2 separate regions of the Mus musculus genome follow, and region 2 is linked to region 1. The links are chromatin loops, found by intact Hi-C in ENCODE. Cell type or tissue: left cerebral cortex. All regions are shown on one strand.

Evidence for each region. Peaks named below come from ENCODE experiments on the same cell type or tissue, not always from the same donor. Only the 100,000 strongest peaks of a DNase experiment are listed, where the experiment ranks them.
Region 2: it touches region 1 in a loop (1.8-fold over the local background); 1 of 42 quality-filtered maps calls a loop at or near these places.

Annotation. Positions count from the first base shown.
Region 1 is chr2:168,491,310-168,496,309 of GRCm38, reverse strand. The region is part of intron 9 of Nfatc2 (nuclear factor of activated T cells, cytoplasmic, calcineurin dependent 2); the gene reads left to right. Among named protein-coding and RNA genes, the nearest start is that of Gm33413, 54 kb to the right of the region's middle. In left cerebral cortex, CTCF peaks have their summits at 1,921 (motif pointing right) and 2,801 (motif pointing right); a DNase peak (open chromatin) is centred at 4,286.
Region 2 is chr2:168,586,687-168,591,686 of GRCm38, reverse strand. Nfatc2 (nuclear factor of activated T cells, cytoplasmic, calcineurin dependent 2) reads left to right here and starts at 1,322. Exons shown (of 11, transcript NM_001136073.2): 1 at 1,322-1,625. The coding sequence starts at 1,496. In left cerebral cortex, CTCF peaks have their summits at 2,198 and 2,398; DNase peaks (open chromatin) are centred at 2,056, 2,379 and 2,863; H3K4me3 peaks cover 1,361 bases.

The DNA.
Region 1 (5,000 bases):
GTCTCTCTCTGCATATGTGTACATGCATGTATTTGTGTGTGTGCACGTGTGTCTGTGGAGGTCAGAGTCTTCTCTCTGCATATGTGTACATGCATGTATTTGTGTGTGTGCACATGTGTCTGTGGAGGTCAGAGTCTTCTCTCTGCATATGTGTACATGCATGTATTTGTGTGTGTGCACGTGTGTCTGTGGAGGTCAGAGTCTTCTCTCTGCATATGTGTACATGCATGTATTTGTGTGTGTGCACGTGTGTCTGTGGAGGTCAGAGTCTTCTCTCTGCATATGTGTACATGCATGTATTTGTGTGTGTGCACGTGTGTCTGTGGAGGTCAGAGTCTTCTCACTTGTCACCTTAATTTTTTGAGGCAGTGTCTCTCACTGAGCCTGGAGCTCACTGATCTGCTGCCCAGAGAACCCCAGGAATCCGCCTGTCTTCCCAGGACCGGGATTATCAGCGTACAGCCCTGCAGGTCCCGCAGGTCCCGCCTTTTTACCTGAGTTCTGGGTCTTCCTGCTGATGCAGCAGGCACTTACTGCCGAGCCAGCTCCCAGACCGACTTGTTTCCTTTTATGATTTTATCCTGTGTTTGCATTTAGAGTGGCTGCCCTGGTTCTGCGTGTGTCATACCCCACACTGCTCTGTTGCTTCTCTATACTAAACAGTGTTCCCCCCCCCCCAAAAAAAAAGTCTCATAAGGATGAGTTTATCACAGCAGGTATTTAACCATTTTTACTTCGAGAAACAGAAACTTGGTGGTTTGTCCTGCGGAATTTCTCCTGGCCCAGTTTCTCTCAACCTTTTCAGCTTGGTCCTCTCTCTGTCTCTGATGCCCTGTTTGTTAGCGGCCATTTGAGAGGTGTGACAGTCACAGGAGGTGGTGCATCTTCACTTTGAGGGGTGTAGCTTCAGGTAGTCGCTATTCTTGGAGGTTAGGAGCACTTGCTAGGGAATGCCTCCCTCCACAAATGCCCTGGTTGATTGCGCTGGGTGACCTCTCTTCCCATCCAGCCATCCCTTCCTCTCCTGTGAGCTGGAAAACATCTATAAAGGGAAACTTCCCTGCGCCCACAATGGGAGAATTCAGATAGATGGGGAAGCCCGATGAATGCCCCGATTCTTCCCCGTTATTTACCATTTAAAAAATCATAGGTCAGTTTGTTAATACGCTTCCTTAGTGATCAGCTGGGGCTGTTTGTGCGTGACTTATTTGGAGCCATTATGAACTCATGGCCTTACCATAACTGATGTTTTAAGGTTTGAATGGCCAGTTTGAGCAGGTCTTTTTGTCCCTGTCATCGGTTGGTTCTAAATAAGGACTTCCTACCCTCTCTTCCTGTGAGTAGCAATGTGCCGGAGGCTTCGGGCAGAAAAAAGTCCTATGTGCACACTGAGTCTTACACGTTCTACCAGCTATATCAACAATACAAATATTATAAGAACCAAAATTACATAATTACATACAACCCATTGATACTCCTCGATGACAAATTTAAACCAGAGTCCTTCTGACCTCTGAGCCCCTCTAATGGTTTAAAGAAGGCGGACTGGCTGTAACCAGCTCAGTCATTTCTCTCTTAAAGAACCTGGGGCTATGGCTCAGTTGACAGAGTGTGAGAGACCCTGGGTTTCTGCAATTGCAGCCCTGGTGAGGTGGAGGCAGGAGGACTAGGAGTTCAGCAGCATCACTGGCTAACTTGGACTGCCTGCCTCAATCTCCAAAAAATAAGAACTTTTTAAAAAACAAACAAACAAAACCTCCCTGTTACCATTTCCCATTGTCATTCTCAAGTGTGGGGAATGTTTAATGATATAAAATGCAGTGCTCACAGTTTCGATTGCTTTGTAAATGCTCTCCTGGGTCCAAGGAAAGAACTGAGTCTGGCCACTTGGTGTCAGTCACCTTCTATGTAGTCCTGCTCTGCCCCCTCCCTGTGGCGTCTCACGCTCAGGGCGGTTGTGGTGCATGCCTTTAATCCCAGCACTTGGGAGGCAGAAGCAAGCGGATTTCTGAGTTCGAGGCAAGCCTGGTCTACAAAGTTGAATTCCAGGACAGCCAAGGCTACGCAGAGAAACCCTGTCTCAAAAAAAAAAAAAAAAAAAATTCCTTGTGTTGTATATGGCATTCCATGGTTTGGGCTCTGCCCCTCACAGGAGGGTCTGTGTGTGGTATTGTCAGTGAGCAGCTGGCTCCAATTCAGCCATGATGGCATTGAGGCTGCCTCAGCTACCAGGCCTCAAGCAAGCATAGTGCCTGAACTCAGCATGGTCTCTTAAACATGCCCTCACTCCAAGCATGTAGGTAGCACCCTGGATTCCATGCTGGGGGTTCCTCTTTGTTTCTGAACAGCCATCTGAGCAGTCAACTTGGTTCTTAGGCCTGAGAACCCTCCTGGAAAGTAGCCTCTCTATGCAGTTTCCTGGAATTCGCTTTTGCTTTCCGCCTTAGGTGGCTGTGGCATACCTGTTGCTGCGATTCCCTCCCCTTTTGCCGGCTGTGTAGTATTCTACCACACCGCCTACTCAGCATCTTGCTGATGCTTCCAGGTGCTTCTCCTTGCTGTTAGAGACAGCACTGTCTGGAATTGCCTTCGCCTCCTGGCACATGTCCCCAGAATTCTTTCTCAGGTGAGATCTGCCAGTGGAGTAGTGTAGGCTGTGGAGTGTGCATAGTGATGTTACATCACTGACATAAGTCACTCCTTGCTCTCCTCTGTCACAGTGGCCACCCACACCCCTTTCCATGTCTTACCCATGTGTACGTGGGTATATGCACATGAGTGCAGGTGCCCACAGGAGCCAGAAGAGGGTGCCAGATTCTCTGGAGGTGAAGTTATATGAGATTATGATGCTGCCCAAAGTAGGTACCAAACTCTGGCCTTCTGGAAGTGTAGTATACACTTAACTATGAAGCCATCTTTCCAGCTCATGCCTCTCTCATGCTGTGTGGTAAATGGTGTCTTTTGGAGGAACCATTTTGAGTTCTCTTTAGCTGAATTCATTTCTGAAAAGTCTGCACTTAATGTGACTCTGGCTAATCTCCTCCACACTGTCACCCAAAGCTTGAAAGACATGCTGGCCCCCCCCCATGTCCTGCAAGGTCAGTGCTGTTGGGTCTCGGGCACCAGTGGTCCTAAGCTCAAGTTTAAGGGCCAGTGAAAGGTTCTCTCTCCTCACATATCACTGAGAGACTCCACCGTGTCACCTTCCAGGCACCGGAGTCCTCACATCACCCTGCACAGTTCTACTTGGGGTTGACATCCAGGGCCGTGGTTTTCTGAGTTAATCTTCTGAGAGATGCAATCTTCCCCATGGGCCTGTGGCCCACAGGGGCTGCCACTGGCTTCCTTACCCCAGGGCAGGGCTCTCCATAGGCCTGGGCTGTTAGGTCGGTTTCTGTCTAGCCATTCTACACTAGTGTCAGCTGACAGGGACTATTTATGGGCTGTGAGACATGGAGCATCATGGGATCTGTGGCGACTTGTTAGACCACTTGTGGGTTCTGGAACCAGCTGACTATCTTGTGTCTTCTGTGTCCCTCCAGCAAGGCAGCTCTTGGGGCTCCAGAACTACAGGGAGTATTAGGTCAACCTGAGATCATGAACTCTTTAGGAAGGCTGTGTTGCTAGCCATGTGCCCCGGGTCTTGCTCTGAGACATCCAAAGCCAGGTGTCTGTGCATACCGGTTCCTGCTAATATGTTTCAGATGGCACAAGGTAGGATGACAAGTATCCAAGGATGAGGCCTGTATGCCATGGTTCTCTAGATACGCCAAAGGTATCCAGACTGGTCAGCTACTCATCTCCAGGGTGGCATCTCCTATGCATCCCTTAGACACAGCCCTGCTCCTCCTCCTACTCAGGCCCCTTGACAGAGTTCTAGCTAGTTGAAAACATTGCCCAGTGGAGGTGTCAGGTTGGCATGGGTCAGAGATGAGGATGCTGGGATCAGGCCCCACAACACTGTCCTGTGTAGCTTGCATCTTACAATCTGAACCTATCTCTCTCTCTCTCTCTCTCTCTCTCTCTCTCTCTCTCTCTCTCTCTCTCTCTGGGGTGTTGCAGAGGGTAGGCGGTTCCTTCACCACCTTGGGGCTTGGTGCAAACTGCTCTGCCCACCCCCACCCAGCAGCCCTTGCCTGGCTGCCTGGCATCTCTGCCTCTTACTTGAAATCAGAGGCCCAGAGCTGCTACGTTTACTCATCCTGAGAATCGGGGACAGTTTGGAATGAGGCATTTTTCTCAGAAGCCCCGAGGCCTTGCAAGTAAGTTGTCTGGGTGCTGGCTGCTGCTGGGGCTAGCTTCCCGAGGCCTGTGTTTTGCGGCTCTGGGTGACTCAGAATTCTAGTCCGCACGTGGTCAGCCTGAGGCAGCTGGTACTCTGTGAGAGCAGGGAAGACCTGTGGGGACAGGATGTGATTTGTACTTTGGATCCTCCCACTCTGAAGATACAGTTACTCCCAAGGGGAAGGTCCTTAGAAGCAGGAAGAGGGCCATGTGGATGTAGGATGGATGTAGGCCAAAAGTCAGCCGTCTTCTGTAGTGGTTCCCATATTACAGATAAGGACACTGAGGCTTGAAGCTGTGAAAACAGGCTTTTTTTGCCTCAATGCCTGTGACATCATCTTGGCTGTGTCTTAGCCATCACCAATGCCCTCCAAAGCTGGAAGTTAGGAATGCCTGTTGTTACCTTTACAGAGGTGGCCCAGAGAACAGTCCCATGAAAGGACGTGGCAGATTTGGAGCCCAGCAGACTGGCTATGAACAGGGTCTTCCTATGATGCTTGTCCTGAGTCTCTTCCCTCTGTATGTGGCCCCGTACTGAGCAGTTGACATCTGCCCTCCCTGAGTCGGATGGATAGCTGCTGAGTAAGGCCGCTAGCTGGAGAAAGCTGGAGGCCGGTGAGGATGCCAGGGGCTGAGAAAGATGGGTAAGGATGCAAAGAAGCAAGGCAGAGCTGACGGCAGCATCTGCTCTTTGGGTAAAACCTGCTATAGGCTAG
Region 2 (5,000 bases), 95 kb before region 1:
GGAACCTGGAGCTTTTAACCAGGCTCCACTGGATTGTAGTGTGTTGGGGAGTTTAGAAAAGCCTGCTCACAGCTCTTTACATCTGTGTCCTGTGACCAGGGTAGCAGGATAGCCTTGCAGTAGCCCGCATCTCAGCATCTGCAGCAGTTACTCAGCAAAGATTTCCGAAAAGAAAGATGAGAGTGGTTTGGTTTTGGTGGCAAGACTAGTTCTCTCCCTCTGTAGCCCAGGCTGACCTCAAATGAGGCAATCCTATTGTCTTTGCCTCTCTGGTACTGGGACTATCAGTTTGCCTAACCAACCACACCCATCTCAGTGATGGATGGCTTGAGATACACCTCCTCAGTGGAGAAGTGGCTCCCCCTGAAGAATGCTTGCCAGGCAGGAGTGCAGTCATTGTCACCAAGCTTGGGTGACCAGGACCAGAGGGCTCCACCCACCTAGACTTCTGATCTTTGGTCTTATCACCTCCTCTCTTGAGGTTGCAGTTGCAGCGGAGCCTGGCTTTTAAAAGCTGTTTTGGTGACTGTTATCATGCTGGGGTGGGGGTGGGGGTTATCAGGGAGCACTGCCCATCTCCGCTTTGCTACCTTGTTTCTTGCTCTGAGAAGTTGTTAACTGGGAGTCTCTTTGGAGGGTGGCCCTGGGTTCTTCAGCAGTCACCCCAAACCTCTGCCTTAGGGGCTTGATCAAAATTCCATAATATTGGGTTTGAATCCAGACTAGGAACTGAGAGACCCGAGGAGGAGCCTGGTAATCTACATCTTCCGTCAGCCGGAAGTACAGGTTACCTGTCAGCCCTGCCTCCCACACACCAGACCACTTCCTGTTCTCACTACCAGGACAGGGTCCCCAGATCATCATGAATCAAACTTCGCGTGTCACTTCCCTCTGGCGCCAAAGCCTTCGCAGCTTCTGCTGGTTTCTCTCCTGGTTATCAAAAGGGGTGATGATCTTTATCCCTAATTTGTCCCAACCGGCCCACAGTGGCTGCTATATGCTGGGTGGCACGTGGTAGGTGGCCCAGGCCTGGTCAATTGAGTTTAGAGCTTGCAAATCAGAGACAGACACTTTGGCATGAGCCATAGCTGTGGGCATCCCCAAGAAGACAGGGCGCCCCTCTCCTAGGAATCGGGAAAGGCTCAGCGAGTGGTCCCTAAGGTAGAGCTCGCAGGCAACAGCTTCTGACCGGACCCTGGGTCAGACAGCAGCAGGTGAAGCAGAAGTTGTCTGGGCCTGTCGCTCAGGCCAGACCGGGCGGTGCCCCTCCCCGTCCGGGCGGCGCCCCGCCCCACCAGCCACCGCCGTCCCCGCCCCCTCCAGGCTGCAACAGGTGCCTTGAGCAGGAAGCTCGCGCCGCCACCCGCTCCCCGGACGCGTCCAGGACCCACTGCGCCGTGAGCCATCCTCGGCCTCACCGTGCGCCACAGATACGGTGACCCCTGCTCTGCGCCCCGCGACTCTATACGAACCCGCATCCCGAACGCCCCGAGCCATGGACGTCCCGGAGCCGCAGCCCGACCCCGATGGCGGGGACGGCCCCGGCCACGAGCCCGGGGGCAGTCCCCAAGACGAGCTGGACTTTTCCATCCTCTTCGATTATGACTATCTGAACCCTATCGAAGGTCGGTAGAGGCTCCCCAAGCTTAGTCCTAGAGCCCTGGCGGGGACAGGGCCTAGGGACCCGATGCAGGGCTTCCTCCTGGAGCCTGCAGCAGGGGTTGCTCCTGCCCTAGTGACAGGGAGGGGAGCCAGAGTGGCCACACCATGGGGGAGGGGGGAGATTTCCAGGAGGTTGAGGGTCACTGTCAGTATAACAAAGGATGGTTAGCTCCCTAGTTCAGCCCAGAGGCTGTAGAGGAGATGTTTTTGCTTTCTGAGAGTGGCTTCGGTAGAGGTAGAGGGGCGTGTGCCCAAGGATGTCAGAGAGGCTGCAGCTGAGCCTGACAGTCTTACCCCTGAGGCTGTGAGACAGTGAGCCTGCGGCATCCTGGGAGCCGGTTGTTGGGGACTTTGTGTTGAAACTAAGGAAGAGGCTCTGTCTCATGCTTGAGGGTGGTTTGCCTCTGGTGCCAGGAGGCTGGCCCATTTCCTCTCCGAGTTTACCAGTCGTTGCAGGTGGACCAGGTTACTAAGTGAGCTTTCACCAGCCCCTCACCCATGCTCTCATGGATGGGGCACCTGGGAGAGGAGGACCGGCTATTTCTGCTGAAGTTTAGTCTGGCCCCCTATTGCTGGGGGCTGGGCAACGCCTCTGTCACTCCAGCATTTAACAGCATCTGTCAGAGGCGGTAGCAGGCTTTATGCCCAGCTTCACATTGCATTTTCTGGTTAGAAAACTTGTTGCCTGGGAGCAAACAAGAAAACCTAACCAGGTTTCCTGATTTTGACAGCCCAGCCCTTGCCTGCGGCAGGCTCAGGGGCAAGCCTGCTGGCAGCTTCCAGATGCCTCAGTGGCTGCGGGCTTGCGGGCATCTGGTGCCTGGTGCGTAGGAAGGGTTTTGATGCCAGGCTGGGGAGTTGCAGAGTCCTGGTGGCATTAACCCTTTCTTCCAGCAGGGTCCTCACGGACAACCTTTGGGGAGGGACTTGCTTTAGTGACGATTTTTACGTTTCAGCTAGAGATGATAATAATAGTCAAAGAGCCAGTGTTCATGTTTTTTAGAGGTCCGTTCTAGGGACAGGTTTCCCTTGAAAAGACACAGTTAGCAATCTGTGAGCCATTCACACACATCAGTGGGCTGTGTATTCATTAAGATTAAAGTCCTATCTAGCTGGCAGGGAATTCACACTCCTCTCTCAGGCTCTCTCTCTCTCTCTCTCTCTCTCTCTCTCTCTCTCTCTAGGTGAGGGTGGAGGGTGAGGATTTCCGGGGAAATAGTTTCCAAGCCAAATCTGGTGGGAGGTGCTTTTTATAGTTTTTCTTGGCAAGCAGAGCTCCGTGGCCAGCAGATGGGTGGCTTAATGACCATGGGAAAGCCTGGTACCCTGTGTTATTGTTGTGTTTTTAATAATATACTTTATTTGGGGGTTCCAGTTTTCCGTTTGTAGAAGCACTGAGATAGTAACACAGAGTTCCCAGATATCCAAGACCCCTTCCCGCAAGGCATACATCAGCATGGTGTATCGGTTTGATACTGATACTTTGTCATTGAGAAAAGCCCATGCTTTTTCAGTGAGTGTGTGTGTGTGTGTGTGTGTGTGTGTGTGTATGTGTGTGTGTGTGATAGCCTTGAAGCACTGTGTTAGAAATAGGTGCTATAAATACCTTATATATAGCCTATTTAATTTATTTCTGTGACAGGGTATCACATAGCTCAGGCTGGCCTGGAACTAGACAGCTTCCTGCCACTGCATCCTCAGAGTTGGGGTCACAGGCCTGTGCCACCCCTGCTTTATTTTATTTCTGTGATGTGTTCCTCATGGTTAGATTAGGGCTAGAGATGTTCGGAAGATCACAGCATGTGGGGCCATTCCCTTCTCCTGTCCTGCTGTCAGCCTGATTCACAGCTGTTGACCTGACCTTTCCCTCAGGGGACGTGAGTTTCTTCTCCCTGGCAACCCTCTTCCAAGTTGTGTTCTTAGGAAAGTCACCAGGTGAGACCCTTGCTCAGGTGCGGCTAGTGACGCTCTGGGAATCTGTTGGGGAAGCGTGGGTGTTGTCAAGCTGCTCAGAAGGGACTTCAGAGCCCTGGGAGGCAGATGTGACGTGCTTCAGCTCTGGAGGTCACCCTTCTCTGTGTCTTCATGGCAGGACTCCCCGAGAGCGGATCTGATCTTTATCTTGGTACTAGGCCTTCGTCTGGGATGATAGCATCCTGGTGATGAGCCTTAAATTAGCTGGGCAGGAGCCTGGCACAAATCCACAGCAGAAAAAGGGTCAACAGTGAGACAGATGCTATATGAAAAGTAGTAAAGGCACAAAGGGAAGTTTGGGGAGGCCTGACCAGCAGCCGTGGGTACACCTCTCACGCCTGCAGGCAGCTTCTGCATTTGACTCCTGGTTTACAGAGGAGAACTTAAAGGCACATGCGCTCTCTCTCTCTCTCTCTCTCTCTCATGTGTGTGTGTGTGTTTAAAGTTTTTATAAAAGGCAGAGCTGAAGTCAGAGCCCAGGCTTTGAACCACTATGGGAGGCCTCTGGCTCCTCCCCTGGATAGGATGGGAGACACTTGGTCCATGGGGCTATGGCAAGCATGGAACTGAAGACAGGGGTGGTGGGCTAGGGCAAGTCATTTGACATGTAAATGGCTGGAGTGAGTTAAGCCACTGAACTCAACCCCTGTGGGCTTTGCCTAGCATTTATTAAACCCGTGCTTTCACAGCCAGCGTGAACCAGGCACTCATCCAGCCGATTTCCTAATCACCTACCATGTCCGAGCCTGAGGATACCAGGACGAAAAGACCCAGCTCTGCACACGCTGAACTGTCTCGCCCCTTCTCAGGCCTCTCTTTTGGTTTTTCTTTTTTTTGTTTGTTTGTTTTTGTTTTTCGAGACAGGGTTTCTCTGAGTAGCTCTGGCTGTCCTGGAACTCACTTTGTAGACCAGGCTGGCCTCGAACTCAGAAATTCGCCTGCCTCTGCCTCCCAAGTGCTGGGATTAAAGGCGTGCGCCACCACGCCCGGCTCTCAGGCCTCTCTTGACTTGTCTTTTTCGGGTGCACTGGCTGGTACCTCAAGTAGAAGATTACATAAAAATGAACATGGTAGCCATCTTCGCCTTTTTTTTAGAATAATATTTTTTTAAATTAATTTATTTTTTACACTCCATATTTTATTCCCCTTCTCCGGATTCACCCTCCGACTACTCCATATCCCATACCTCCTCCCCGCCCCCCAGAATAATATTTTATTTTTAACTGTGTGTTTGTGTATGTAACCGTGTATGGGCATGTGCGCCGTGAGCATGCGGGTGTCTGCAGAGGTCAGAAGAGGGCATCGGGGCCTCTGGAGCTAGAGGTGGAGTTGGCTGTGAGCCACCCAGTGTAGATGCCGAGCAC